4 separate regions of the Homo sapiens genome follow, and all the other regions are linked to region 3. The links are chromatin contacts, found by Hi-C or POLR2A ChIA-PET in ENCODE. All regions are on one chromosome and are shown on one strand. The core of a region is the stretch at or near the end of the contact, and the rest is flanking DNA. Distances in the headings are between cores, read along the strand shown. Region 1 overlaps LINC01929 (long intergenic non-protein coding RNA 1929). Region 2 has its middle 6.0 kb from the start of LINC03092. Region 3 holds the start of TCF4 (transcription factor 4). Region 4 overlaps LINC03069 (long intergenic non-protein coding RNA 3069).

What was found. A loop is a pair of places that touch in the nucleus more often than their neighbours do. ChIA-PET counts read pairs that join two places held with the same protein, here RNA polymerase II (POLR2A). Pooled maps may share reads with other maps.
Region 1: a pooled map of heart left ventricle shows a loop between it and region 3 (6-fold over the local background). The contact joins the enhancer-like site here to the promoter of TCF4 in region 3. A Hi-C loop is called at or near these places in 5 of 50 pooled maps. POLR2A ChIA-PET finds 5 or more read pairs at or near these places in 2 of 52 experiments (activated B cell and activated CD4-positive, alpha-beta T cell).
Region 2: a loop to region 3 is called in a pooled map, with 4 times the contacts of the local background. The contact joins the enhancer-like site here to the promoter of TCF4 in region 3. A Hi-C loop is called at or near these places in 1 of 168 maps with a recorded cell type or tissue (heart right ventricle) and 4 of 50 pooled maps. POLR2A ChIA-PET finds 5 or more read pairs at or near these places in 2 of 52 experiments (OCI-LY7 and endothelial cell of umbilical vein).
Region 4: a map of endothelial cell of umbilical vein shows a loop between it and region 3 (15-fold over the local background). The contact joins the enhancer-like site here to the promoter of TCF4 in region 3. A Hi-C loop is called at or near these places in 3 of 168 maps with a recorded cell type or tissue (IMR-90, endothelial cell of umbilical vein and heart left ventricle) and 3 of 50 pooled maps. POLR2A ChIA-PET finds 5 or more read pairs at or near these places in 2 of 52 experiments (AG04450 and OCI-LY7).

Annotation. Positions count from the first base shown.
Region 1 is chr18:55,106,870-55,112,730 of GRCh38, forward strand. It overlaps LINC01929 (long intergenic non-protein coding RNA 1929), which reads right to left. Exons shown (of 3, transcript NR_110743.1): 3 at 1-1,784. Among named protein-coding and RNA genes, the nearest start is that of LINC01929, 15 kb to the right of the region's middle. Within about 2 kb of position 3,827, at least 2 of the 41 ENCODE cell types and tissues checked have a DNase peak (open chromatin) inside an H3K27ac peak, as active enhancers do.
Region 2 is chr18:55,987,174-55,993,166 of GRCh38, forward strand. No RefSeq gene overlaps it. Among named protein-coding and RNA genes, the nearest start is that of LINC03092, 6.0 kb to the right of the region's middle. Within about 2 kb of position 1,699, at least 3 of the 41 ENCODE cell types and tissues checked have a DNase peak (open chromatin) inside an H3K27ac peak, as active enhancers do; they include endothelial cell of umbilical vein, where a contact is called at or near this core.
Region 3 is chr18:55,586,930-55,592,796 of GRCh38, forward strand. It overlaps TCF4 (transcription factor 4), which reads right to left and starts at 1,263. Exons shown (of 20, transcript NM_001083962.2): 1 at 1,109-1,263; 2 at 116-207. The coding sequence starts at 187. It overlaps LOC105372126 (a long non-coding RNA gene), which reads left to right and starts at 2,970. Exons shown (of 3, transcript XR_935479.3): 1 at 2,970-3,046. RefSeq lists an enhancer at 2,848-3,077.
Region 4 is chr18:56,081,372-56,087,229 of GRCh38, forward strand. All of the region lies in intron 3 of LINC03069 (long intergenic non-protein coding RNA 3069), which reads right to left. All of the region lies in intron 2 of LINC01905 (long intergenic non-protein coding RNA 1905), which reads left to right. LINC01539 (long intergenic non-protein coding RNA 1539) reads right to left here. Exons shown (of 9, transcript NR_040026.1): 8 at 3,834-4,018; 9 at 1,985-2,579. Among named protein-coding and RNA genes, the nearest start is that of LINC01905, 42 kb to the left of the region's middle. Within about 2 kb of position 1,785, at least 7 of the 41 ENCODE cell types and tissues checked have a DNase peak (open chromatin) inside an H3K27ac peak, as active enhancers do; they include endothelial cell of umbilical vein and heart left ventricle, where a contact is called at or near this core.

The DNA of each region.
Region 1 (5,861 bases), core at 2,577-5,076, 480 kb before region 3:
GATCTTTTCAGTTACTGGAGCTTCACTGTACTGCTATCTTTAGGGTACACGCCAATAAAAAATATTTGTCAGAGGTTATTTACAAGAAGTTCTTTTGCTACTTTGGTAATAAATTATTCTTAGATCCTTAGATCATACGCAGTATGGGCCAACCCTTAGAGCAATTATCACAACCACAAACTCTTCTAAAAACTGACATAGCACCTGCTGAGCAAGACTGCCTTAGGAAATTCCTTATCCATTCTTTGGCTACAATTCCCTACTACATTTTGGCCTCGGCTAATTGGACCAGAGGGTGAACACCTGACCAAAGGCAAACATTCCATTGGCTGGTCAGCATCCTATTAGGAGGCCTGAAATGAAAGCTTTGACCAATAAAAATCAAGATAACAGGTCCAATTAGATTCTATCTCAGAGTGAAAAAGAGTCAAAGTCAACTAGTTTCTAACAAATGCTGTGATCCACACTTCAGATTGGAGTCTGTGAAATATGCACCAACTTCAAGACAATTCCGTGGTAAAACTGGAAAAAATTAGTCATTAAGACATTAGCCAGGATGTTAGTGGTATGAGAGGATATAAACATGCAGCCTTGAAATTAAAATACATAGCCTTTAGGCTTTGACCTAGATATCTCAGCAAAGTGAACAAAGAATAGCATTAAAAGTAAATAAAAGATTGAGGCAGGAGGATAGCTTGAAGTCAGGAGTTTGAGATTGGCCTGTGCAGTACAGCGAGACCTCTTCTCTACATAAAAATGTTAAAATTAGATACAAATATAAGCCCGTAAATAATCTTTGATCTTAAAATTTCTAATTTGGAAAAGTGTCATTTGTATGGTGTTCTATATTATTAATGGTTTCAAACTTTAATCAGAGATATCTTTCCTTTTCAGGCAAAGCACACACCATGAAAGATACTGCTAAAAGTTTTTAATATTGCCAGTAATATTATCAAGGTAATTAAAGGGCTTGTAATAATATTTTGTAATAATATCTGAATATCTTAGTGATTAAACTTGGAAAAGCCAAACTAGATAGAGAATGACACTGAGAAGAGTAGATAGCACAGGGTCCAAGGTCAGGCGTGGTTCAACAATTGTCCATAGAAAGTCTTTGTTTTGATCAGGATATATGAGTTGGAAAATTTCGTGATCGTGGATGAAGTTTTCTTTGTACTTTCATGAAAAACTACCATTTAAAATTTGGCAGATGTTTAAAAATGATGATTTTTTTAAAACTACCATACTAGACAATGTCATTTGTAAATCAATGTGTAATTAAAACATTTTGAAAAGATGCCCATACCAGACCTCCAGATTTTCTCCACATTTGAGTAACTTGGAATTTGATTTTCTTCATAGCCTGTTAGCCATTTTGACTGAAACAGGACCACACCAAAGGCAAAGGCTGGTTGTTTCAGTCCAGAGATGTGCCTCCATAGAAGAATTACTTTGAACAAATCTTAATAGATTTTAGGAAAATATTTTAAAATCAACTGTTGGAGAATTTAACTATTTTCAGATGAACAGTTTATTGCTTGATTGTTTTTCCCTTCTTATTCTTCCATGTGGTTTTATGCAGAAGTGATCTGGTTGTAAAATATGAAGAGATGGCAATAAACTCATTTGGCATTATTTGGATCAAGCAGCTGGTTGACTTAAATCAGTTATATCACTTCTGTCCACCTCCATGCGAAGCACTGGTCCAGACCACCATCTCCCTCACCTGGGTTACTACAGCAGCTCCCAGCTGGTCTCTCTGCTCCTCTTCTCACTTCTCCAATCTATTCTCAATGAAGAAGCACAAATGAAAAAATATTAATTGTATCATGTCACTCGCCTTCATTCATTTAATGAGCCCTAATCACAACTCTTTAGCTTCCTGCCACATTCAGAGTAAAACAATTTCCCATTCTGGCTTTTAGGGCCATCCTTGATCTTGCCCTTGACTCTTTCCAATCTTGACTCCTCTTTCCCTGGGTCACAATCCTCTAGCCCCACTGGGCTCCTCTCATTCCACCCCTGGAGCACACAAGCTTTTCCTCACCTCAAGGCTGTGCACATGTTCTTTGCTCTCTCTACTGATGGTCTCTCCCTTTCCTCTCCTTTTTTTCTCAAAAAGAAACCCCTCTTCTTTTCAGGATAATGTCAACTCTTCAAGTAAGCCTTTAGCACCCAGCTAAAAGATCCCGTCCATCTCAGTCCCTTGCTGGTTATCTTCTCAGCGCATATCACAATTAAGAATGGCTCTATTGCTTTATTCTGTGTTATCCATGGGAGCTGACAAATGTCTGTCCTCTTAACTCATATCTTCCCAGCATCCAGCAGAGTGCCTTGCCCATGGTAGGTATCTAATAGGTATTTTTTGAATTAATAAGTGAATGAACAAATGATATTTCTTTCTGAAATCTTTGTCATCAATCTAATCTGAAGATTGGGGATATTCTAAATACAGTTTAAATAGCCTTATATTTCTTATTCTCAGAAAATGGCCAAGATATACTTCTGGGGCTGAATGGCTAGACCTGTTTTCCTATGGGAGGGTATGGGGATTCTAGCCATGTGAGATAGCCCATATTTTCCATCTTGTGTCATGCCAGCACTCAGCAGTTTTTATCCCAGTCTTAGTATAGCCCTGAAATCATGGGAGAATATGAATACAGTGAAGTTCAGATGGAGGGTGGCTCAGAGTAGGTTCCCTGGACTAGAGTCCAGCAACTAAAATCCAACTAGTCAGGCCAATGGCAAATGGGCAGCTCCTGGGCACCACGCAGGTTGCTACAAAGAACTCAGATTGAGTTTAGGAGCTACTCAGAGGAACCTGGAACACAACACTGCATCAGCCTGGAGAACACTTTCAAATGCTGAGAGCTTTCCTTACTCCAAGGGCATGTTTGTGAGCTATACTATCCAACCCCCAACCCCTCATACTTGGAGAGATGTAAATCTGAATGACACTTAAGCTCTTTCTCTCTCGTGGATATAGACTGAGATCTTCTATGGGCAAATCATTTTCTAAAGAGGTATGTCATTTCATAGTTTCTTCCTAGATTTGAGGGGATGATGCTATCAATTGTCCCTTAGCCTTTAGAAGAGAGTAGCCTAAGTTGAAGAGTTGCTTTTGTCATGCTAACCAACAGCCAAAGCAGCAGGAATTGTGTGATTGAGGGGAACTTCAGGCAGCCCAGGAGGTGCAGGAGTTTATATTCTCTCTCTGTGGCCTACTCAAAGGACTTTCTGATACATACACCTCCAGGGGAGTGGATAGAGTTTATCACATAAACTCCTCTAGGGAGGATTACTTAGGTAAGACTGGAAACTCAGAGGATCTGAGTAGGGCCAAAAGCCAGAAACTGGTACTCTGAATTATAATCCAGATGTCCAGTGGGAAATGCAGCTTGGGAGAGACCTGCACAAAAGTCCTCCAGCATTTTTGTAGTTTTTGGATCGTTTACTTTAACAAGCTCTTCCCCCACTGCACTCCCACCTCTACCTTTGTTTGTTCAACCTTTCCTATATTGACTTTAAATTAAAAATAAATTTTACAAAACATAACACAATAGAGATTCGATGGCTAAGTGATCACACAGCATTTGCCCCAAAGAATGAAACAATTAAAATCCCATCAGTCTTGATAACGTTTTGTACCGTGATGCTAGACTTCCTGTTGCTTTGACCTCTCTCCTTCCGGCATCCTGTCCGGGGACAGAAATGACACCACAAACGTTTCCTGTGCCTGTCCTCTCCACTTCTGACCCCTCACTACATCCTCTCTCCATCTATTTGGAGAGCAATGATTTGGTTCCTTTGGAATTCCTCCCAGTTCATATATTTGATGACACTTGTTGCTAATTTGGGATGCCGACAATGCAGGCAAAAGCCCGGGCTGAGCTCATACCAGCCTTTAGCCTCCTACGCCACTAGCATACTGGCAAATTGGAAATGCAATATTCTTAGCTATTTTTGGTCATAATTTGTTGTGGGATCCCTTCTCACTGCAGTCTTCCTGAGTATCCTGGATATCTGAAATAAATTAATATCTTAAACTCTTTTAGATACTTTTTCTGTGCCCACTCATTTTGAAAACACCTCTTGAAGTATCATAAATCAGTGTCCTGCTGTGCAACTGTGGGAAGGGTCCTCTGGACAGAGGCTGAGGTCAAGGACTCCAAGTCTGGGACCAAGGAGCTACCATCTTGCTATTTGCCCTGGTGCCATAGGAGCCTTCCTTTTCTTCCCCAAGCATCTCATGTCTGTAGAATTAAGATGTCAGCCCATAGCATAACAGCCAATGGCCAGCCATGCTTAATGCTGTGGTCTGCAGAGCATTCAGTACATTGTTGCCAGCCAGAAGATATTAAATACAAGTCATGACCATACTACCATAGAATAATAATTAAAAGAAGATGAGTTCTGTTGCCTTCATGGTACTCTCCTCCCCATAATTTAGCAGCTGATGGGATTGGGAAGCCAGGCCAGGTACAGAAATGGGGCCCCAGGTGCTGTCTGCATACCTTCCCTGCACCAGGAGGCCTTGGTTCTGAGCCCTGTGCTGTCTGCCTGCTGGCCAGCTGCCTGTGGACACCCACAGATGCCCCCCTGCTGCTCCAGACACACCACTGGAATCTATTCCCAAACAGCACATGTTGGGTTCACATTTTCATCCTCTTCCTTCTTAAGATGAAATCTCCCATTTTTTCCTCTACTGAGAGACCCTACTAACTTACTTTATCTGAATCCACACCTGAACATGATCACTTACCTTTCAGAAGCCAAAAATTAATTACTGGCCTTGCCCAAATCTGCATATCCAGAGCCTAGAAATGCTAGAAGTATTTTGCAAAGTGCCTGGCACAGAGAAGGCATTGACTATGTGGCTTACTGAAGGGAGGGAAGAGACAGAGACAGGAGAGGGAGTAGGAAAGAGGGAGTGAGAAACATTCTAAAACCCAGAGACATTCTAATGTTAAGCCTTCCTTGGGTCATTCCAAGCCTTTCAAAGAGACCTACATCTAAGAGAAAACTATGATTTTACCACCTTATGTGGTTATGTGCTTTTATGACTATCAAAGATATGGAGATGCCAGGAAGAACAGATTGACAATAGCAGCAACAAAAGCAGTACCTAAGAGTTATGAGAACTTTTTGGGAGGCACTTTGAAATCTTTGACACGTGTGGACTCATTGAATTTCCAAAACAATGTCATGGATATAGTGAGTAATACTGTTATAGCTATTTGATAGATGAGCAGATGGAATTTAGAGAGATTGAGTAACGTAAAAGTTAGGAAGTTGGAGGGGGTGGTGTTGAATTAGATGTCACATCTACTTAGGGGTTTCTTTAGGTCTTCTCTGAAGGTTCTATGACCCTTCTCCATGGTTCCAAGTTCTCAGAATGTGAAGAAGGCAGGCTCAGTGTCATCTTTTCCTGCTGTCTTAACTTGAATGCTTTATGATTTGATACCCTGAATCCTCTTTGCAACTCTACTTCGGTTGGGATCTCCTGGTGCCCAGCATACCTGTCTCCCTAATCCCACAGCCTCCTGAAACAGCCACGTTCCTTCCCTGTATTGCCTCCTCGTCTTTCAGTGGGGGGTGACAACAATTCAGGCTCTTTCAGTTGGGTGCCATCAAGGCTTTTGTGAGTTGCTGCTATGGAGACAAAGCACAGGTACCGTTTCCATTTGCCACCAATTGCTATTAAAAGACAGGCACGGGATGGGAGCCCAAGATGTTCAGTGAATCAACCTGGAACTTACCCCTTTTTGAAAATTCTAATAGAGGGTAATTCAAGCATGTTTGTTGGTGAGCCATCTGCCTCAGGGACCAAGCACAGGTTAGATAATTAAACTCAACCTGTT
Region 2 (5,993 bases), core at 449-2,948, 400 kb after region 3:
CTGAATATCATGAAGATAATCAAGATTTTGCTTTCAAAAGAAACCTTTATAAAGTGAGTATGTAGAGACAAAGATCAATAAAATTCTGCTTTTCAATTTCAAGAGCCAGATACTTAAGAAGAAAAAAGGTGTCCTGGGTTCAAAAATGTTGTCATGTAAAAAGTCAAACTTGTGAGTACTCAGAACATAGATTATGTATCACATTGAATTTTCTCAAATTTTTTTTCTTGCAATTGTTGACATGGCCATATAATTTTCTCTTTTATTCAGTGTTGAGGTGAATTATATTAATTGATTTTTGAATGTTAAAAAAACCCTTTACATTTCTGGGATACATTCAATATAGTCATGATACATTATCCATCTTATATTTTGCATTAAAGAGACTTGTCTGTAATTTTACTGTATTATAATATCCTTGTCAGGTTTTAGTATCCAAGTTATACTAGCCTCAAAGTGAGCTGAAAAAAATGCTATTTGTTTTTCCATACTGTAGAAGAGTTTCTAGAACTATGATATTACATCTTTGTGAATGCTTAGAGGTGTTGACCAGTGAAGCCATGCGGACCTGAAATTTTCTTTGCAAGGAGATTTTAAATTATGGATTTTTTTTTTTTTTGGTTTGACTTTTCTATTTCCTCGTTTTCAATTTTGGTGAGTTGTAATTTTCAGTAAATTTTTATTACTTTATTTTACTTTATTTGAATTTAATTTTAAATTCTTTTCCTAAATTATTGAGTGTGAGGGACGTCATTGGTTTTCAGGTTTCTCATTTTCTAATGTATACATTTTAAGGCTATAAATTTCCCTCTAAACATGGCATTACCTGCATGTCACAAGTTTTTGAGATGTGCCATATTAATGATATTTCAGTTTGATTTTTATTTTTTCTTCTTTGACTTACTCATATTCAAAATGTTATTGCTTAATTTCTAAACATTTTGGAAATTTTCTAGTTATTGTCCTACTTTTTCCTTCTAGCTGAATTCTACTGTGGTCATAGAACACACTCTGTCTGATGAAGGGAATAAAGATCTCTGCTCTGGAGCCAATTAAACTCCTCAGATAGGACACACCTAAACCCAAATGAGAAAGGACAAGTGAAGACATAAAAAGGCACAAAATCCCAAGAGCTATTCCCCCATTCCCTGGGACAGCACCCCCACCCCCACTCAATCCAGTCCTGCTCTTCTAGATATCCTTAGATAAGTGCTTGGGGAGCGAGGATAAAAAGAACAAAAATATCATCAACCCCATTCTGTCCTACACGGATGCATTAACTTCTTACTTTCAAAAAATGAATATTATTAGCAATACATCTATATGTTTCTGCTGTCTCATTCGCTGTTTACCAAATCTATTTGCCCTCTCTGGTCCTGTTTCTTCCACAAGGACAAGGTGAGTGACATAGTATATAGGGCCATCACTCATAAGATAACTTCTCCTTTTTTAAGGGGCTTGTGACAGAGCACAACCACCCTGTGCTGAAATGTATGCAGTCCATAGACCAGGTGCTACACAGCGTATAAAAAGTGAAAGAGTCCTGTGATCCAAGAGTGTTTTTTTGATCCTGGATACACTTCTGCTATGGCAACAACCCTAAAGACATGGCTTAAGGCTAATCCTGGGCTGTGATCTCATACTTTTTTCCATGTTTTATTTATAAACATTTCAGGAAGACAGTTGACGACAGGGTCATGTGCAGGAGGAAGACTGTTGTGCAAGCAGACTCAGAAACAGGAAAGACTAATTAAAGTTCAGTAGCCTTTCCCAGGTGTATGTTTTCTGGACCTCAGGCATAAAAAGCTGGACCAGTTGCCTCCTTTTCCCAAAGAAATCAAGGAAAAATAAATGTGCCAATGACATCTACAAGGCTTACTAGAAGCAGAAAAAAAGACAAACTTTCTCTGATAGGGTCATGTAGAAAACCAACCTAAACAAGAATCACTAGTATAAGGGCACTTTTTAACCCAACTAATATGGAAAATTGTATAGCTTTTTTGATACTGTATATCATAAATTTGAAATATATATTTTTAAATGCCTTGAGTTCAACTCAGTTTTTTAGTTACTTCCATTTAAATAATTTTGGAACTTTTACATAATTTTATGTAACAGCCTCATAAAAATTCCCAATTTTGAGATATCTGATTATATCTTAACCAGCAGCCTACAGTTACACTGTTATATAATGATCCTTTCAATTCTACAGATAATGCGTTATCTGTAGATAATACATTATATTCTTTGTTAGTTTAAAAATAAGCTAGCAAAATGTTTAAAAATGCAAAGAAAAAAATCACACAATCTTTTTTATATCCTTTAAAAAATAAAACCATATTTTATATAGTTGCCATCATACTGTAATTGTAATTGTGTCTTTTTTCACTTAGCATTATGTAATAAACATTTCCTTAATGCCATAATGTTTTATAATTATCATTCCAATAATTCTATAATATTTCATCTAATAGAAATCATCTAAGTGAATAATTTTTATATTACTAGACATTATTTTATAGTTTTAAAATAAACAGTGCACTAATGAATATTTTAAATAAATACCTTTAGATTATTTTTTAACAAGAAATTCCCACAAGTAGAGTTGTTGGGTCAAAAGGCATGGATATAACTCTTGACACACATGGCGAAAAATTTTGGTGATAGATAGCCAACATCAATTTTTGTCTTCTTACTAGGAGTACCCTTTTTCTATCCCAGGTGTCTATCATTTTCTATTCAGCCACATACTTCAAGGAAACGTGGACTCATCTTCAAGCACAATGGTTAGAAAAAGCCCACCATGGTAATTCCATTCCCACTATCAGTGATTGGCTTAGAAAAGAGAATATGACTTAATTTTATTTAATAATTGGTGAATGAAAATTTGCCGGGGTGATTTCAGGGGATGGTTTCTTAGATGTTAAAAACAGATTTAAGGATAAGACCACCCTTTTTAAAATTTCTGTTATTGGTGGATAAGGATGTGATGCCTAGAACTATAGCAGTCACCGTGTGATGTTGAAGAGAACTAGCTCACAAGCACATGACACAGAAGAAAGACAGAAAGAAACTCAGTCCTTGTAACCTGTTGAACCACTAAATTAACGCCCTTACATTTCTCTCCTTCTGGAATCCTTATCATGTGAAATTACAGGGTTTTTGTTGTTGTTGTTGTGTAAGTGAATTGAATTGGACTTTCTATTATGTGTAATGAAAACTTCCAAAATTATTAATCATATTGTGCAATTAGTTCCCAAAGGGTGGCAGCAATTCTCCTATCAGCAATGTGTTGATGTATGTTTCATAGCAATACACACACACACACACACACACACACACACATATATATATATAAACATCCACATATATACATAAACATATATAAACTGATGGGATATGTATATTTAAGATTTGCTAAGTTAAGTTGGTTAAATTTAAAATGTTATCTTTCATTATTTCTTCTGCATTTCTGTGTTCAATAACAAAGTTGTATTCCAACTGTTAGGTTTAAAGACACAATGCTTTTTACTACTACTAGGGAATAGAGTTGTTTTTGATGTGCTGCTGCTGCTGCTTCTTTTTTTTTTTTTTTTTTTTTTTTTTGAGACAGTGTCTTGCTCTGTTACCCAGTATGGAGTGTGCAGTGGTGCAGTATCAGCTTACAGCAACCTCTGCCTCCTGGGTTCAAAAGATTCTCGTGCCTCAGCCTCCCAAGTAGCTGGGACTACAGGTGTGCACCACCATGCCCAGCTAATTTTTATATTTTTAGTAGAGACGGGTTTTTGCCATGTTGGCCAGGCTGGTCTTAAACTCCTAGCCTCAAGCGATCCACCCATTTCAGCCTCCCAAAGTCCTGGAATTACAGGCCTGAGCCACCGTGCCCAGCCTGTTGTGCTTCTTTATGTTACGAATGGATGACCAGAGCCATTTGCAAAAATTTGAATAATTATATCAGAGGTACACAAAAATTTGAAATAAAATCCCTTTTTTTTTGTTTTTTGAGATGGAGTCTCACTTTGTCGCCCAGGCTGGAGTGCAGTGGCACGATTTTGGCTCACTTTAATCTCTGCCTCCCACATTCAAGTGATTCTACTGCCTCAGCCTCCCAAGTAGCCAGGACTACAGGCACGTGCCACCAAACCCGGCTAATTTTTTGTATTATTAGTAGAGACGGGGTTTCACTGTGTTAGCTAGTATGGTCTCGATCTCATGGCCTTGTGATCCGCCGGCCTTGGCCTCCCAAAGTGCTGGGATTATAGGCATGAGCCACCGTGCCTGGCCTAAAATCCCATTTTATCAAAATATTCTTGATACCATAACCACTGTCCAGCCTTCAAACATTTTTTTTTATTTCTAATAGCTCTAATTTCCATATCTGTTTGTAGGTTCACATTAAAAAGAGAAGGAGCTGGTAGTTCTCATCTCTAGCTGAGCAGTAATTGTATAGGAATATAGATTAGATTTCTTTTGTTTGGTAGTAACTATATTTTTGAGATTATCTTGAATCATAATTCAAGGAATTTTCCAAACAGAACATTTCTAATGTTTTGTATTACAACTGCATCTGTTCTATAAAGAATAGAATTTAAGATGTTAATAACTGGAGGTAGCTATTAAATAAATATTGTCCAACATGATAAATAAATGTGACAGATCTAAAAATGCTACTATTCTTCTAGGAAAAAATTTAAAGAAATAAATGGATAAAATATTTTTTGTTATTTTATAGTCTTTACTACTTATTTTAATGGATAATTAAATACTTATAAATACATTAAATACTTTAATGACTACTTAAAGGATACCTATATCATTTTGAGTAAAAGATAAATATTACAATCCACATGTTTCAACCGCAAAGAATAATAAAGAGGTAGGATGGGATGTGACACGATCATGCCAGGATATAGTGACTCCTGGCCTTTGGGGACACCCTGCGTTGAAGAGAAAATGATCTTGTGTGATCATGCTAACAGGTATGAACTTCTCTGCAACACTCAGGTTACAATATTTCATACTTCCTATCTTTCCACAAATCCACTTAACCTGGCTTGAGGCTGCATGGTCCAGATGGACAGGATTATGTGCCAGCCAAGAACACAGGGGTCTTAAATGGTACCCAGTGAAGCCCACTGGCCTTCCACTTTTGAACAGGAAAGATCCCTGGTTCCAGGCAGTGGATGCCATCCTTCTTGCTGCTAGATTTGGATCGTAATCCTGAAAAACACAATCCCAAACACCATAATCCTGAATTTGAAATCTCCAAAGATCAAAATCCATAAACTGTAATATCACTCACTTTGAAAATCTGGAAAATCACAATCGTAAAATAGTTACATCTTGTTAGACCAACTCTCATGGGCCATCTCCATGCCATTGTCCATAATCTAACCTTGTAATCCACTGCTTCATATGTTGAATTTTCTTTACAGTTTTTTTCTTTTTAGGATTTTTTTTTTTACTACTTTAAATTGTCAGCATTATTTTTCTACATTTTTCTATGCTTTGTATTTCATCTTCATATTACTTACAATACTGGAGGTATAAATTGTGTAAAGAATTTTAGAGAGCTCAGATTCATTTTATGAATTTTTAACAAATTTGGCTCCACCAAAGTGCATTATGATAATGTTGACTTTGTGTTCAAGTATTGTGCATGTATATAAAAATGCTGAGACTTCCTTAATAAATGAAGAGATGTCCTTTTTGTACATCTGCATTTGTGAAAGGCTCGTGATCTGGACTCTTTGGGTGACTGCATATGTAGTGGTGACCCATCCAGTTTCTGATCAATTTCATTAAAAGACTTAAGTGGTTTGTCACCATATTGCAGATGATGGCAGTATTAAGTTGGGTGCACACAATTACCAACCATAGTGATAGGTGATAACACATTTCCCTTTTTGACCAATGTCTTTATGAATACGGTTCATCTGTTCATCTGCCCACAACTGTTATACCCATGCCATTGTCGTTAGTGCACCTGACTG
Region 3 (5,867 bases), core at 13-2,512:
AGCCAATTAAAAATTATTACTGTCCTTTAGATTCCTACTGGTTTCTAGCTGAAGTGTTTGGGTTTTTGTTTTGTTTTTTTCACAGCTGTTGTTAGTTTCCACCGTTCTTTCTTACCGCACTGAAATCCAGTAAATCACTCAGCTCTTTGTCCGTCCCTAAGGCAGCCATTCGCTGTTGGTGATGCATTTTAGCAAAATCACACAAACCTAGAAACATGGAAATAACCGCAATCAGAAAATCCAGTCCCAATCCTTGGAGAAAACACAATCGGATTTTTGGAGACTGGGGGGTTGGGGGTGGGGACGTGGGGGCGGGTGGGATTAAGGTGGAAAGGAGGAAGGGATGGGAGACTTGTTGTTGGGTTGGGTTTGGTTTTGTTTTTTTAAGATGGAATAGGCAGCAATAGCAAAAAAAAAAAAAAAAAAAAAAAAAAAAAAAAAAAAAGCGATATTGTATTTCCAAAGAGACGATCAAACTGGTAACATCCACTATAAAACCAAATCAGGGAAAGAAAAAAAAAAAGCCGCTCTTCAGCGCATCATTTTATGCAACAGGAGGTAGAGCGAGAAATGAATGGATCACAGAGAAAAGAGAAACTACTGAGAACGATCCGATCTCAACTTTCCCCCCACCCTGCACCCCACCCCCCTCGCACACTCACACTCGCACACGCACACACACTCGCACACACCACTCCCCTCCGCTTTTCAAAGTAGCTATCAAGAAATTAAAGATGAGCGTCTCTGGAGTGAAAACACGTCCAAAGGGGGAGGGGTGGGGTGACAGGGTTGGGGGGAGCGGAGTGGAGGGTCGGGTCCTCTAATTGTCCAGCACCCTAATTTGTGAAAGAAAGGGGTTATAAAAATTAAAGTCAGGCCCCTGGCAAAGTCCTCGGTCCCTCCGAGGGGGCATCAAGGGGAGGGGCGGGGGGGCTGGCGGCGAGGGGGAGGGAAGCGGCGGGAGGGGAAGGGGTGTCTCTTCTGGGAGCGCCGGGCGCCGGGAGCCCGCGGCGCGGGAGGCGCGGAGCCGCGTGCGGGGCCGCCGAGCCCGAACCCCGCGCCGCCGGGCGCCTCCGCCCCGCCGAGCCCCGCAGGCGCCGGTACCTACCGCCCGCGCGCGAGAAGGGGCTCTCCGTGCACCGCCGGCGCCGAGGCGGCGTTCATGTCTAACCGCCGCCGCCACCGCCGCCGCCTGCTCCTGCGCCCGCTCCCGCGCCTGCTGCCTCCCCGCCGCCGCCGCCGCCGCCGCCACTACAGATCCGCAGACACACAGCCAAGATCCCTGACTCTTAACACCAACTCTCTTCTCCGGGGAGGGGAGGGGACGGAGGGAAGGGGGGAGGGGGAAACACGCCGAGGCGCACGGAATTGCAAGTTCAGCAAAGAAATGGGTGGGGGGGCTCCGGCGGGGAGACGCGACTTGCTCCGGGTCGGGCAGGCTAGGATGCATCCCCCTCGCACCCACCCCGAGGGGAAAAAAAAAAAATCTCAACACCTCCCCCGCCTCGCCAAAAAATACAAACGAAAATTCATCGAGCACCTCATTTTTCCTCAGATCGTCAGTTACAATCTGAAGCCTGAACAGTTCAGTTTTTGCCCGTTGCATCCCTCGGAGGCACTTTGAAATTTATTCGAGTTTACATCCCCTCACTTCTTTCTTTCTCTTACTCTCGTTCCCTCTCACTCACACATCCACACACGGCAAAGCAAGTTTATACTAGGCTGCAAATACACGTGATGCAAAAAGACTTTGCCAAGAGGAACAATATTTTTCTTTTTCGTCTATAAATCAAGCCACATTTTCCTGGGGAGATTTTCGTTTCGGTAGTTTTGCGTTGGGGGCGAAATCTGAATTGCATACTTTCTTTCCCCTCCCTTTTAAGTCACAGAATAGTATAACTGCAAACTTCGAAAAAAAAAAAGGGCAATTTTTGGGGGTGGATGTTGTTTTGTTTTTGCACTTGAGTTCCTAGGCACGCTAAGTCCCTGTTCGCCAGCACTGTAAGTTTTTAATTCAACATTTACCATTATAGGCCCTGCATGCTCTTAAAACATACTTTTTCACATCACTTTTTAGGATAAAATTTAAGCTTCATAATTCTATCGTTTCGTAATAACAAGCGTGCTTTATCCGGTATATGCAACATAAGCTATTTTAACGTGTGTTTGAAAAAAAAAACACACATTCTACAAATCCTGGTATTGCTAGATGTGCGAGTACATACACAAAATGCATGCACACACTTTTTCCCATTGGCAATTATTTAATAGGTTGTCCCTTTTGTTTTAATAAAACATCGGGATCGACATTTTAAAAATTAAATTCAATTACAAACAGTTTACTCTGACGGCAAATTGAAACGTTACCTTAAATGGCCACAAATATTCTCACAATATTCCAAGGAAAGAGACTTTAAAAAGAGAGACAAAAATCTTCTGCAAGTACTTAGTATCTCACATGTGTATCCCCAAAAAGTATTTTAACTGGTACTCAGTCCTGCTCCAGGGATATCCACAGATTACAAGATTATGCACCTGGCTCTGGTTTTTGCATTTTCCACCATAAAACTGCAACAAAATTCCCTCCCCCAAAAAAGAAATCATTAAAAAAAAATCCAACAACTTTTTCTTATTGTTTATAAAAAAAAAAATGAACACAGGATAGTTATAATTTTTCCTCAAACAATTCTTGTTGGTGATTTTTTTTCTTCTCTCATAAAGTCTTAAACTTGTTCCAAGTTTAGAGGTGTCTCATCATCATCATCCTCCTCCTCATCATCATCACCATGGACTCCCCCGTGGAGTCACATTGATAATAATAGGTTTCCCTGAAAGATACATTGTAATCCATTCACATCCGGGAACTGCGGGCTTATAAAGAGAAGGAGCTGCGGCCGCGGCTGCTCCTCCAGACAATGACTGGGAAGGGGCGGGGCGGGAGCAGGCGACCATAGAGTGGTAAACAGAGCGCCTAGAGAGGCGGCCAAGATGGCGGTGCTGGTCGACCACGCCTCCTCCGGGAGCGGAGGCGGGTGGCTGTTCTCGGGTAGGCGTCGCGCGTGGGGCGGCACTGTGGGAGTTCCCGAGGCCGAGGTCGTTCGCAGGCCCCATTTCCCTGCGCTCTTATTCGTGTTGCCGCTTCTTGGCCGTCCTTGCTCTTTGACACAAAAGTGTAGTTTCGGCACAAATTTACAAATTAAACTCCACAGACTTCCGCAGGGAAGTGAGATACCCCCAGGTCTCCCTGAGGAAGGCTCGGGAAAGACTGGGCCGGCCTCACTCACAGTAAGCCTGACCCTGGGTTCTCCCACTGTGTGGAGCCAGATTTCTCAGCGAGCCTTGGGCGGCATGGGAAAAGGCCTCTGGGCCAAGTTGGTCCTAGGCTGGAAGAGGGATGTGGGTCCTCTCCTCCAACTCCCCCACCCTATCTTCTTATAGAGCGCTGGAAGTGTGTGAACTTTCCAAGTCCAAAAAGTCTTCACTTGGCGAAGACCTTCATCTATTGCTTTGTAGACTCAAATGTAGTTTGTGCCATAAGCCACGACTGACTCAACCCATTTCTGGCCAAGCAGTTACCTTCTGTAGCCTGTTTTCTGGTCTGTGTAAAGCAAATAACGCCCACTTTACGAATTTTATAGTGGATACAGATAAAGATGAAGCCACCACGAAAGAAATAATTCCTTTTCATCTCTTAATTCCTTGCTAAATCAACTGATACCGCTAACCTAGCCAATGGAATTTTAAATGGAAATTTCCCTACTCCAAAACAATAGCTTTTAGTCTTTGCAACAGAAAAGCAAGTAATAATAATGACAGATAACACATGTGTTTACTATATGCTAAACAGTGTTCCTATAACTTCACAAATACTGGCTACTTTAAGCCTAAGAATAACCCTATGGAGTATGTATTACTACTGTAATTTGTATATTGGGCAACAGAAGCAAGTAAAATTGAGTAGCTTGACCCAAGGAAGAAGTTTTGTAAGTGGTACAAACTTAACTAAGTCACACAACTATATTGAGTGACAGAGCCCACCTTTGAAACCAGACAGTCTGTGATAACAGTCCACATTCAACCATATTCCTATATACCATCTGGCAGTGGGAACATCCTAATCTCCATTTGCTGATAAAAGTTTGTGGCAGTAACAGAGTTCAGATCAATTTCGGCGATCTTTTACTTACATGTAAGTTTTTACAGAACAAGAATTAAGGCATTTATTGGTTGTTTCCTGTACATTCACACATGGTGAAGATTCCTGTCTTCCATCCCCATTCGGTGTTCTCATCTCAAAATAATATCTTACATTTAGACATTACTTTTTGCTGCATTATCACAAGCATCATCCCCAATTCTCAGAGTTAACCCCTACAGGTTCTGCTTAGATGATGTAATGAAAAGATCACAAACGTTGGGTTAGGAGAAATTCCACTGGCTCTACCTCTAGTCATTCTTTGAACTAAGGCCCAATGTCAATGTCTTTTGCTGTAAAATCCAGAGGTTAGATTAGATAATCCAATAAAACCCCTTCTAGCTTTTAGGTTTTTAAGACTCCTCATTCCGCTGAATTTCTTTTTTTGTTTGTTTGTTTTGTTTTGTTTTGAGATGGAGTTTCACTCTTGTTGCCCAGGCTGGAGTGCAATGGCACGATCTTGGCTCACTGCAACCTCCACCTCCCAGGTTCAAGCGATTCTCCTGCCTCAGCCTCCCAAGTAGCTGGGATTACAGGCATGCGTCACCCCACTCGGCTAATTTTGTATTTTTAGTAGAGATGGGATTTCTCCATGTTCATCAGGGTGGTCTCAAACCCCTGACCTCAGGTGGTCTGCCCACCTCGGCCTCCCAAAGTACTGGAATTACAGGTGTGAGCCACTGCACCCAGCCCCCTTCTGCTGAATTTCAAGGGCAATAAATAATCTATCCAGAAACCAATGATAGGATGAAGTTTGGGATCTAAAGGTATCCAATTGCTAGTCTCGTTGCTTCTTCGTTTTTTGACCCTACAATCAGAAAACCAGGGAACAACCCTTCGTATTTTAAATTTCAGGGACAAATGTGGGTGTTTTGTCTTCTTTTTGTTTTTGTTTTTCCTTAATTATCAGAGAATAAATACTTATTCTGTCACAGAATTGTCACAGAATGTTATACTTAGAAGATTGGAGGCACCTAAGAAAAGGAGAACCAAGAGGGTCCTGTGAAACTTAAATAAAAAAGGAGGGGTAGTAGGCATGTTTTGGGATGCCTCTTCAATTTGCAGACTCCCTTGCCTAGGAACCTGTTCATAAATCCTCATATAGAAGTATGTCTTAGTCAATTCAGGCTGGCCAAAATACCACAGACTGGGTGACTTCAACAGCAGACATTTGTTTTTCACACCCCTGGAGGCTACAAAGTCTGACATCAGGGTGCCGTCATGGTCAAGTTCTGGAGAGGGCTCTCTTCCTGGCTTGCAAATGATTACCTTCTCACTGAATTCTCACATAGTGGAGAAAGAGAGAGCTTTGGTCTTTCTTCCTCTTCTTATGAGAACACTAATGCCATCATGGAGGCTCCCCCTTCATGATCTCAGCTAACCCTAGTTATCTCCCAAAGACCCCACCTCCTAATACTAGCACATTGGGAATTAGGGTTTCAACTGAATTTTGGAGGAGACACAAACATTCAGTTCATAGCAAGGTAGAACTTGATGGGGGTGCCACATGACTCCTTCTTGCCCCAGCCCCACCAGCCCCAGCAGATTGGACCCCAGGAGCGAAGAGGAAGAGATTGACCGTAGCCTATGGTGAGTGATGGATCACGCCCATCTTGTAGTCAGTGGGCCAGACCTGGTCCCAGCAAGCTAAGCCATGTGAGAGCCATGGTTA
Region 4 (5,858 bases), core at 535-3,034, 490 kb after region 3:
AAATAAAGAATTGCTAAAAGTCTTTTTACCATGTAAGAGTTCAATATAGAAGCTTAAAGCAGGAAGAAACTTAGACCTCCCTCTTATGCCAAGTAGAGAATTTGATTAACTTGGTCATTAGTCAATGAATATTGAGCTCTATTGGCAAACAGCTGTCTGTTAAGCACTATGGGAGACACATATGGTAGATAAAGCAAGTTCTTGCTCTCATGAAAGTTAAGATTTCTATTAAACATTTTCCTTTTGCTTCATTGAAAAGACATTTAATTTGTCATACATTTATAAGATATGGGTCAGGAAACACCAACACATTTAAACTCAGGTAACTATATGGTAAACAAAGGTGGAAAAAAGAGGTAGCTTCCATTGAAACATCTAATAATTACTAGCTCTTTCAAGGCTAAAAACAGTTTGTCTCCATGAAGTCACTTTAATCTAGTCCAATTGTTAGACAAAAACATTTTACAATGCAGACATTTTTGGAAGGCAATTGACCATGTATAAAAAACATCTGTATTTTTCAAGCAAGATAGTGGAGTGTTAAATTTTCTGTTGAGGTCAGCTCTCCAGCAGTGTATTTGATGATTTCATTGACATCCTGCTGCAGTTTCTTTTAAGGACTGGTAATTTGAAGTTTTTGGTTTCTCTTTTTAAATTTTCATCACTTCTGTTAGAGACAAAAATATGGGTTCCCCTTACAAGTGATTGTTTAAAAATGTGAAAGTCAAACAAACAATTAGTGTCCTACCAGATTGTCAATACTAATGGTTATGAGAATTGGAATGGTGACCCCAGGACAAGCAGTCTTTTTGGAAACATTTGCAGTGATGGCCTGGAAAATGTGAGGTTAAGAGAATATGAGAGGTAATCTTCTATGGCAGGAGAGCCTGCTTGGAATCTTCCTAAAAAAATAAGCAAAATCAAAGGCCAATCCTGTAAAATTTCCAAAACCCTTCACTGGAGTGGAATATTGCAATCATGAAGAAAGTCGCAGTAGAGAAAAAAAACAAACAAACATAAAGCATCAAATCTTATCCAACTTTTTGACAGCTAATCACAGCCATGTTAAATGTTACTGGGACTAAGAGCTTGAATGGTGTCATTAATGTTTTGGCCTATGAAATGTTGGCAGATAATTTATGTATTTCATGTGTAATGAAGCAAACCATCATACCACCCTACCTAAGGACGTTCTTCTATGAAATCACCTAAGAATTAGATGCAGACGACGCCAAGGCTTTCTGGATACTGGCAGAATCAAGTTTTTTTCTATGCAATGTCTGTCCTCCCAGTCTTGCCCCACAGTAAACACTTCAGCCTCACTTAGGTATAAGCCAGTCAGGGTTAATCCAACTATCCCAAGGAGGGCACAGTAAAAAAATGCCTCATTTGCCAACTTCTGCCCTCATTTGGTTTATTTTGAGCACTTCATTAAAAATAAAATGTATTATCACCTCTTCATTTATCTTCCCTATCCAGAAGGTTTGGCTGAAAGATTGATCTGATTCCAGATACTAAGGAAGTATCACTTTGCAGCCAATCACTCTGGGTTTTCTGGTATCCTAACCCAATGCTTTTAATAGAGATGTGTTTTCCAATGCAGACTCTCCAAATGCTATTTCCTACCAGTGTGCAGAGAGAGGCAATGCTGACAATATTTCTACTCATCTTTTAAGTTACTGGAAGGTGATTCTATAGCATATGGCTGTTAAGTTTAACAAAAGTAGGGGGAGGAGGAGAAAGGCCTGGCCATGAACATTCAGGAAGCTGGACCAGCGCCACCTGAAGGAGCCAGGAGGCCAGGAGGCCGGATGTGCACAGATCCCTGGGAGGAAAAAGAAGCCAGAACAGCTTAAATGGTCAAAGAATCAAATGTAAAGTGAGCTGCAAGGGTCAGATCTGGATGGAAGCCCAAATTCTGAGTCTCCGCATCCGTCCGGGGATAAACTTGGCTCCCAATCAGGGCTGACAATTAGGCCGTACAGTTAATATTTTTACAGCTGTTTTATTAATAACACATACAGTGCATCCAGCCAGGATTTGTTGGAGACACCTCAGGAAAACGAATGATGTAAATAACAGATGGATGTAGAATATCCCTACAAACAGGCATAAAGATATTCCCTTCTTGTTTAAAAAGAATTTAAATAGACAGATTGTAGATAAACAGGCAGACAGAAAGGGGGAGAGAGAGGATTTATGATATTTGAGGTGGTGGTTGCATGCGTTCACATGGCGAAAGACATGGACGTAAACATATACACTCTCTACATGGGAGGAGATGCTCAAAGCTTTGGCTTCTGGAAAAAAAAAATGTTTCATAGTGCAAGGGCTGAGCACCACAGCCTGGGGGCCCACAGAAGCAGGTATGCTGATGTGGCTCCTCAAATAGCTCCTCTGATACGTGGTTCAAGTCCGGAGACAACTTGCATGGCTTGTCCAGGCATGCCTGAGCCCAGCCTTGACCCCCAGGCTGTCCTGGGGCATCCTTTCCTCTTTCTCCTTGTCAATATGCCATTTGAAGACCCAGTGCACTCTTTTCAATTTTGCATCAGAACTAGGAGCAGTGGTATTTCAATCTGAAAAGAGAAATTAAAAATTCAGGATCTTCATGTCTTTTGTTTTCACTCCTACTATTTTTTTTTTTTGTACTGCTTTTTCATGTGCCTGCTGCACTGTGCTCCTACCATACTTTGCAACCAGATGGCTCAGGAACGAAGAACAAAGGCCACTAAAAAGTGGGCGGGGAGAAAAGGAGAAAGAAGCAGAGGACTGAAAGTCAAGGCGAAATCAGAGATGGGAGCAAAGCTCAATTGCTTTAATCACTGATACATTTTGGTTGAATTATGAACCTAGAACAGACACTCTTCCCAGTGATCCTGTATGTGTGCTGTGTGTGCATTGTGGTGTGTGTGCCTGTACCACACGCAGCCACATCTCCAGTCTTTTATTTCACTGGTAGGCATTAAAGCCAGAATGTATTCTTTGATGTATCTCTGTGTTCCCTGACATGTGTCAAAAGTGGCATGAGATGTCTTTTTCCAGAGAGAGAATGGTTGAGCTCAGATCTGGGCACTGAGAATGAGCCCATCTGCCTGGGAAGAAAGTGTGGTTGATTCAGAAGGGCTCAGGAGTTGTATGACCTGCCATTTCACAGTGGGTGACCTCGGTCGAGTCACATCCCTTCTCTCCTTAGTTTCCTCCTCCAGAAATATCTACCCCAAGGGATGCTGGGAGTGTTAAATAGAATAACATGTTATAAACTGGGAAGCACTGTATGAAAAGATTGTGATTATTCTGGAGTATTGCAACTTCTTGCAAAATTTTACAAGTGGCTAAGAGTTGTCTTCGATGCTTTTCTGTGACCCTCCCGACTGTATTTCATGCTTTACTTAGACCCCCAACCAAGCTTGTCTCTCCAGATCATGCTGTACACTGTGAATCTTACCCATGGTTCCCAATTGAACTTACTGTTTGTGTATCATTGGAATTTTATTCAATTATAGAATGACCTAATTGTCATTTAGGCGATTAATTATTTTGCTCGTGAACCATAGAAAGGTTTAATTTTTAATCAGGAATTTCTGCAGTCCCAAAGCCTTCAAGCAAAAGGAATGACTATCTAATGGTGAAATTTCACATAGATCAATGGGACTCAATAACTTTAGAAAGAAAATATTTGTTTTACTTCTAGTCAAGAATACACACAGAAGCCTATTCTGACTCCTGATAAAGTTAAGCCAGCATCCATGCATTAAAGGGGGTATGAGCTAAGAAAGAAGAAAGACTTCATGTGGGGTTCATGAGCGCTTCTGCTGAAACCTTACTTGTACCTTTACATCCTCCAATTGAGCTGAAATTTTCTTCTCACTGCAGTGTGCATAGCTACACTCTTCTTTTCAGCCTCAGACAGTGTGGGGATACTTGTGAAAATGACACTGCTTGATATTTTCATTTTAAATGAAGCCACGTGTACAGATTATGCCTTCTCTGATACTCGTGAGGACTCTGGAAGACACTGAGGGAAATTTGATTTACAGATGAGTAAAATGAAATGCAAAGAGATAAAACGACCCCCTTATCTCCCCGGGCTAGGCAGGCTTTTGAAATGCACAATGCACCTTCCCCTAGTCAAGAGGAAGAGAAATGATTGGTCATCCTCCTTCACATGGAAATTCAGGCAAAAGACCTGCGCCCATCTGTACCAGAGGCCCAGTTACTAACTGATGCTCACAATCTCACGTGTTTGGCAGCAAATCATAAGAAAAATTAAAGACTTGGGAGTCAGCCTGTAAGTTTCAAATCTTGGCTCTCCTGCTAACTCTATGTTCTGAACCTCTCCAAGATTGCTTAATTTCCTCAGTCTTTGTAAAACAGCATCATGATTACCTAACACATAGGGTTGTTGGGAGTGTTCAATGAGATGATGCATGGAAAGCAATTGACACGGTGCCTGGAAACGTAGTAAGTGCTAAAAAATGTTACATGAGAGTATTATCATTACGGCTCAGTGAGCAGGTCCCTTCTATCTTTGGGAATCATAGAATATTAGAGCTGGACAGAAACTTAAGAGGGGTGTTTTTTAAGCCTCTTGACCAAAATCTTTATTAAGAAAAACACTTTATTGTATAACCTAGTACAGAAAAATATATTACTTGCCAGCAAAATGGAAAGTTAATGTTTTTCAGAAATTGTTAAAAACTGGGGCTTGTTTGTGATTGCTTCCGGCATTTACCTCTTTATATTTTTTTCATTTTTAAAAGTTAATAAGCATGTTATAGAGGAACAAAACAATTTCAATACACACACGTATTGAAACAGAAATTTCCTAAAACAAGGCCTATTTTCGCTACTTGTAATACACTCTGATATTTTCTCTTTGGTTGGATTCTGTTTTGTTTTCTTCTAAAATATTGGTATGACCCACTAAATTGTCTTTAAAACCTCTTAATGAGTCACTGCTAATGGTTTGACAAAGCATTTCTTTTCATAGATAAAAGGCTAAGGCTCAATGTGGTTTGTCCAATATCTCTTATATGACTAGGCGCAGAAGTTGGTCTTGGACCAAGGTCTCTGGGCTTCCAATCTTGAGAGACCTAGAGTCACTAAAGGGCACCAAGATGCAAGGACTTGCTTTTGATGCTTTTGTATCCTGAAAGTCTGGAGCAAGAGCTTCTCCGTGAATTCACTGCCACTCAGAACATCCCAACAGATGTGTGTGGGTCACTCTGACACACTTGAAAATTTCCCGAACCTTAAGAAAGATCTGTTTTCCTCACTGCATTGGCAACACAGTTGGAAAGTTACTTGAATGTTTTTCAAAAATTGTTTATAGATTTGAAAACTGTTTTGGATTTGTGATTGCTTCTGTTGTTTGCCTCTTTGTATCATCTCGTTTTTGAAAATTTAATAAACACTTTGCAGAGGAGCAAAATAATTGGTCACACACTTGTGGGTTCCCAGATTTGTTTTACATGTGTATGCAATACAGAGTAACTCAAAACATGTTCAAACCCAATGCATCAAATCATTTCTGATGCTGTGGTCAAGACCAAAGCAGAATGTGAGTGAGCATCCACGGCCCTAGACCACATCACTCACTGGGCCTCTGACCGCAGTGCTTAGGGGACAGATCCTAGCCCCATTGACGCATGTGGCACCATTACAGCCCACGGCTGAAAGCTGGCGTGAAAGGCTCCCTCTGAAAGCTGGAGCACAGTCTGGGGTGCCTTATTGTTGGAGGATTTGCCCAATTTGTGACATCGAAGGAAGCAGCAGCCACTCTAGGAAGCTCCGCAAGGTGGGAACATCTCCACTCGACTCCATTCACTCAGCTTAGCCTCATCCACAAGGGGCTG